Linked DNA regions of Homo sapiens: region 1 is linked to region 2. A link is a loop called in an ENCODE intact Hi-C map of the cell type or tissue named here. Cell type or tissue: B cell. All regions are shown on one strand. Links, peaks and the distances in the headings refer to the core of each region. The heading gives the core; the rest is flanking DNA. Region 1 has its middle 2.4 kb from the start of NABP1. Region 2 overlaps LOC124905959 (a long non-coding RNA gene).

What was found. Hi-C counts contacts between places; a loop is a spot of excess contacts. Peaks named below come from ENCODE experiments on the same cell type or tissue, not always from the same donor. Only the 100,000 strongest peaks of a DNase experiment are listed, where the experiment ranks them.
Region 1: it touches region 2 in a loop (6-fold over the local background); 18 of 110 quality-filtered maps call a loop at or near these places.

Annotation. Positions count from the first base shown.
Region 1 is chr2:191,674,314-191,677,234 of GRCh38, forward strand. No RefSeq gene overlaps it. Among named protein-coding and RNA genes, the nearest start is that of NABP1, 2.4 kb to the right of the region's middle. RefSeq lists a silencer at 1,430-1,724 and an enhancer at 1,672-1,781. In B cell, for the core only: no CTCF peak of the experiment used is centred there; a DNase peak (open chromatin) is centred at 1,708; H3K4me3 peaks cover 955 bases; H3K27ac peaks cover 1,682 bases.
Region 2 is chr2:191,616,252-191,619,172 of GRCh38, forward strand. All of the region lies in intron 1 of LOC124905959 (a long non-coding RNA gene), which reads left to right. Among named protein-coding and RNA genes, the nearest start is that of NABP1, 60 kb to the right of the region's middle. In B cell, for the core only: no CTCF peak of the experiment used is centred there; a DNase peak (open chromatin) is centred at 1,530; H3K4me3 peaks cover 826 bases; H3K27ac peaks cover 2,153 bases.

The sequences.
Region 1 (2,921 bases), core at 247-2,746, 58 kb after region 2:
AAAATAATAATAATAATAATAAAAAAGATAATGTAGCTGAGTTGAATTAACCCATTTAGGGATGCATTTTTTCCCAAGGGAAACTACAGGGTCATTCCTCACAAGTAGATTTCACTATCCCCACGCAATCAGATTTGGGGGATCAGATAACATATTAACTGCACTTATCACTGTGAATTACAAAGCCTTCGAAAAATGCAATTACCCATTTAGATAAACAAAGACATGCACTTTTTGGGGCAAATAACCTTTTTTTGTAGAAAAAGTTATTACATGTAACAGGCAGTTATTTTGAAATGCAAGCTTCATAACTTACTATAAAATGAGATCAATCACTTCACATAAGTAACACATCAAAAAGTGTAAATCAGACCATGTCTGGTGGCTCATGCCTGTAATCCCAGCACTTTGGGTGACTGAGACGGGAGGATCGCATGAGCTCAGGAGTTTGAGACCAGCCTGAGCAACACAGTGTGATTCCATCTCTACACAAAATAAAACAATTAGCTAAGGCGTGGTGGTGCACACCTGTAGTCCCAGCTACTTGGGAGGCTGAACCTGGAGGATCACTTTAGCAGAGGAGTTCCAGATTACAGTGAGCTATGGTGCAGCCACTGCATCCAGCCCGGGTGGGTGACAGAGTGAGACCTTGTCTCCAATACAAAAACAAAACCCAAAATAGTGTAAAGTGCTTATAAGTGTAAAATGCCTGGCCCATAGCAAGTGCTCAGTGTATTTGCATTTATCACTATAGGGATGATTTGTGTGGCTGTTGCTGCAATCATTACTAAACATTACTTCTGAGTCTTTTGGTTAAATTGTTTTAGGGAAATTAAGAAAATACTATTTGTTTGAGTTTTTTTTTTTTGTTTTTTTAGTTGCCAATTATGTTACAAAGTGGATTATACCTGTAAGGTGAGTGAGCACACTGTGGTTCTTGTTAATTTTTTAAATTGTTAAGTTTCACTATACAAGATATTTAAAATCAAACAGTACTTGGTACAAACAACTGTTTCATTGATGTTGTAATAGTTTTAAATAGATGGATAGTGAAAACAAAGTGAAAATAATTTTGGTAATTCCAGAAACCAAAACCTGGGAGTGAGCATGGGTACTGAGTGCTGGGTAAAATTTACAACAAAACCTTTATCAATGAGGACCCAGATAACAGAACCTTCTATGTCCAGGATTCTAATGGATGCCCTTCTGTATTACAGTGGATCTCACTAAGCATCTTTACACTAAAACATGGTGTTGAGGTTCTGGATGTAAAGTGGAAGAGTCCATCATCTCAGAGTAAGCTTATGTTTAGGCTGTGAAAAATGAAGGCTTGAAGAACAACAGCCTTAGAGAAAAGAAGACCATGAAGTAATCTTGTGTATGTATTAAAGAATCAGCAATATAATCATTATGACCTAAATGAGTAGACTGAGTGGCAGATCTATTTCACTGAATGGTAATATAAGAAAAGATATCTGCCTAGCAATAATTGTCTCCTTGACATCTCCTTTTTCTTTTTATTAACCACATCTTTGGGAGTGATTTAGAGGTAGCTGAAACCAACTAGCCTGGGCTGAACAGTTTCTGTATTGCCCAGACCATCTTGTTTCTCAAGGCTGCCTTTCGTTTTGGTTAATGAGAAAGCATATGGTTGCCATTTCCTTTCTGAGAACTGCTGAGTTAGTAGGGAAGGAAGTAGATGTTCAGCTGAGTTCTGTCCTGTGGGGGAAGGGAAGGGCTGAGCCACAGCTTGGAGTACCAGCTTCTGCTTTTGTGGGGCTTGATTTTCTGTGTCTGATTTCTTTTTATAAAATGTTCATATAATTAGCCTGAACAGCCCAACCTAATCCCTTTTCTGGGGGCAAATGATTGAGAGTTGAGTGGCAAACTTTCTTTGCCCAAACTCTTGGCCGTAACTCTTAACATTCTTAATTGGTTTCCTGTCTATTCTTAATCTTTTGAAGATCTTGTCAAACCTTAAAAAAAAAAAAAAAGAGCTCTGCCTTAAATATTGCTTCTGTGAGAATATTTTGCCTGTTTAAGAAAATACAGCTTTGAGTACAATCCAATTGAAGTGTCAAGTCCTGCCAGATAACCATGGTAGAATTAGAGCTTCTGAGCTGGATTGGGATTGAGGTTGGACGCTGGCTCTGCCATTAACTGGCATGTTTCATCATTTGTTTTATTTGATGTTGAAATTATGCTTATAATTTTATTTTACACCACTTTCCAGTATGACATCAGTGTCTTTGGCACCTTGGGCTTTATTAGTTCATGAAATGGAAGCTTCTGTTTCCTTAAAAATGCCTTGACTCTCTTGCTAATGTTGTGATAATGTTTCCAACTCTTTCTAGGGCTATAATATCTATGCTGCTTGTTTGCAAATACTTGGGAAGTGGTGGTTGATCTAAAGATACTCAGAAAGAATGGGGAGAAAATTAAGGCTTCTGACACTTTTCCCAACATTTCTGTTATCATCACCAAGAATTAACTAGATGATTCTTTAATGCCCCACTACTTTATTCTGCTATTTTATTTCTTCAGTCTGTTTTTGACTCTTATAATGACACCACTGGAAGTTAAGTCTAAACATTACCTTTAGGCTGGAGAGCTCTGGGGTCAAGATTGACTAGATTTAAAACCCAGCTCAGCCATTCTCTAGCTATCTGGTCTCTGGTGAGTTCCATCGCCTGTAAAACGGGGATTAAAAAGGGGAAAATACTGAGTATGTACTATTTGCTAGGCACTAGTTGGACAATTTATGATCCATTTAATCAATCTTCTGCTAGGCAGGGATCCCCATTTTATTATGGTTAAAAAGCTGTAATAAAAGCCAATTGACCTAAAGCTCTCACAAGTAAATAGCTGGAGCCCAGGTTTGTCTCTAAAGCACATGCTCTTTTCACTACGCGACATAAAAA
Region 2 (2,921 bases), core at 218-2,717:
TTAGGTATATCCATAACCGTTCACATTCTATGTGTTAGGGAGAAATTTATTGTTGAAGATTTAGTAAAAATAAAGTAATTATATACATACTGTTCTGCAGCTTGGTTTTTTTCATCTTTAACAATGTACTATGGACATCTCATATTGTTACAAATATAACTTTCCCATTTTTGTAGTAAGTCGTATTCTTTAAGCATAATTGTGTATAGTCATTAATTTATTCATTTACTTAAGTAATAGCTGTTGATCATAAAAATGAGGAAAATATGTGCTAGTTGCTGTGGAAAATACAAAGTTGTAAGAGACATAGTTTTTGCCTATTGGATTCTTATTATAATCTGGAAAAATAAATAAGACAGGAAAATATATAACAATGATATTAAGTAGTATAAGTCAGAAGAAAGTAAATTAACTTTTAAAAAGCTGACCAGGACGGCTTTTTAGGAGATTTGGATTTGTACTGAGATGAGAAAGATTGATTGGATTTCAACAAATGTAAAAGAGGTTAAAAAAAATCGCATTAGTGAAATCTTCAAGGGAAGAAAAAATAGGACATGTTTAAAGGAAGGTCACCTCATTTTGTCAAATCCAAATGTACTGATTGTAAAACATCTTGATTTCAGAGATATTAAAAAGTGGGAGGGAAATGTTCAAGTTAAATCAAGAAAATATAGTATTTGGTCAATTTGATTGGAGTGGCAGATTTCCAGAAGGTGGAACCGGTAGCTAAATCTGGAACAGTAAGTAGAGCCAGACAATGGGGAATCTTGAATGCCAGGGTATATCTGATATTTTCTGTTTTTATTCTTTTTCCAGATATTTCTTTTTTATTAAAAGCTGTTAGAAATTAGGATGAGACCAGATAACCTAACCTTAAAAACTAAGTCGGCCGGGCATGGGGGCTCATGCCTGTAATCCCAGCACTTTGGGAGGCCGAGGCAGGTGAATTGCTTAAGGTCAGGAGTTTGAGACCAGCCTGGCCAACATGGTGAAACCCCATCTCTACTAAAAATAGAAAAATTAGCCATGCGTGGTGATGTGCACCTGTAATCCCAGATACTCGGGAGGCTGAGGCAGGAGAATTCCCTTGAACCCGGGAGGTAGAGGTTGCAGTGAGCTGAGACCGTGCCATTGCACTCCAGCCTGGGTGACAGAGCAAGACTCCATTTCAGGAAAAAAAAAAAAAAAAAAAAAAGAAAAGTCTATATTCTAGAGTTCTTATTCAAATGATGTCTTTAAAACTATTGGTACATTGTGGCAGGCTCTTCCATTAGCTGTTTCTTTCATAAAAAAGTTAATATTTTAAAAATTAATTTACTCATGTGTTATTTCATGTGCCCAGTATTATGCTAGGCACCAGGGTATCAATAGTGAGCAGGACACATTCTTAGTTCCCAGTGCTCACAGCCTGGTTGACAGACTTTCCAGCACCTTCTCCTCACTTCTCAGACATCATCAGCGTCAAACTTTGCCTGCCTATCAACCATTAAAAAAAAACGTCACCTAGACATCACCTTCTGCTGCTTCGGCCTTGTTCCTGGTTTGTGGTTATGATTTCCTGTTTGCCTTGCTGAACTATGATTTCTTGAAATCCCCATGCCCTTTCTTAACTCGTAGGTGACTTTTTTTTTCCCCACTGTACTTTACTTAAAGCAGAGCTATTTACAAATGAACTTTCATTTTTGTCATAGCATCTTCATAATTATTTTCTAAAATTAGAAAAAAAGTAGGTTTTTAGATTCCCTTGGTGTTGATGAAGACAACTGCAATGAAGATGCTGTTGTGGACTTAGAAATATGCTAAAATCCACCACAAAAAGTTTCCTTTTATAAACACACATGGAGAAAATCTCTATTTGGGACAGAATTTGGCATGAAGCTCTGCATTCACACTTAAGATTTTTAGTTTCCTTGAGAAATTGACCCCTCTAGTGTTGTGAAATGTCTCTCTTTATCACTAATAGTATTCCTTCTCCTAGAGTCTACTTTGTCTCATGTTAATACAGCTATTCTAGTATAGTAGCCAGCCTTCAGGATAGTCCCCAATCATCCCTACTTCCCAGTATATAGACCTTTGTGTAGTCTTCTCTCACATTGTACCAAAGTTGGTCTGTGTGACCAATAAAATATGGCAAAAGTGATGTTATTTCACTTCTGAGATTAGATTACAAAAGACTATGGCTTCTGTCACAGCTCCTGCCCTTGCCTCTCTCTCTCTCTCTCTTTCTTGGATCACCTCGGATCACTTCCTCTCAGGGAAAGTATGTCATAAACAGCTCTGCGGAGAATCTAGGCAGCAAGGAGCTGATGCCTCCTGCCAAACACCACATAAATGGGCTTGGATGCAGATCCTTCAGACTTGGCCAAGCCTAACTCCTAGATAATGAGAGACCTCGAATCAATACCTAGCCAAGCCACTCCAGATTCTTGACCTACAGAAACAATGAGGCAATAAATGTATGTTGACCACCCACATTTGGTGGTTGGTCAGGATTCACAAGACTCACAAGAAGGCTATATTCACAGCTACAGTTTATTATGGCAAAGGATACAGCGAAAATAGCAGGATAAATATTTTTACTGGGCGGAGTCCAGAGAGGACCAGTATAGGCTTCAGAGTCCTTCTTCATTAGAGGCCACACAGGATGTACTTTCTCTCTAGCAGCAACTTACAGAAACATTTGTGAAATATCTCTACCTAGGATCCAAAGAATTTTTGGTATGCTGGTCACATAAGCATATCTTGCTATGCAACCAACTATGGCAACTGAAATACAGGACTCCAAGAATGAAGCCAGGTGCACATCATTAATCTTGATACTTATACAAAGCAACCTGAAAAGCTAGTATAGCACAGTCCATTGCTTCAGGTGTACACAACAAAATCATCAGTCCCTGACATCCAAGAGCCATATTCTTAGT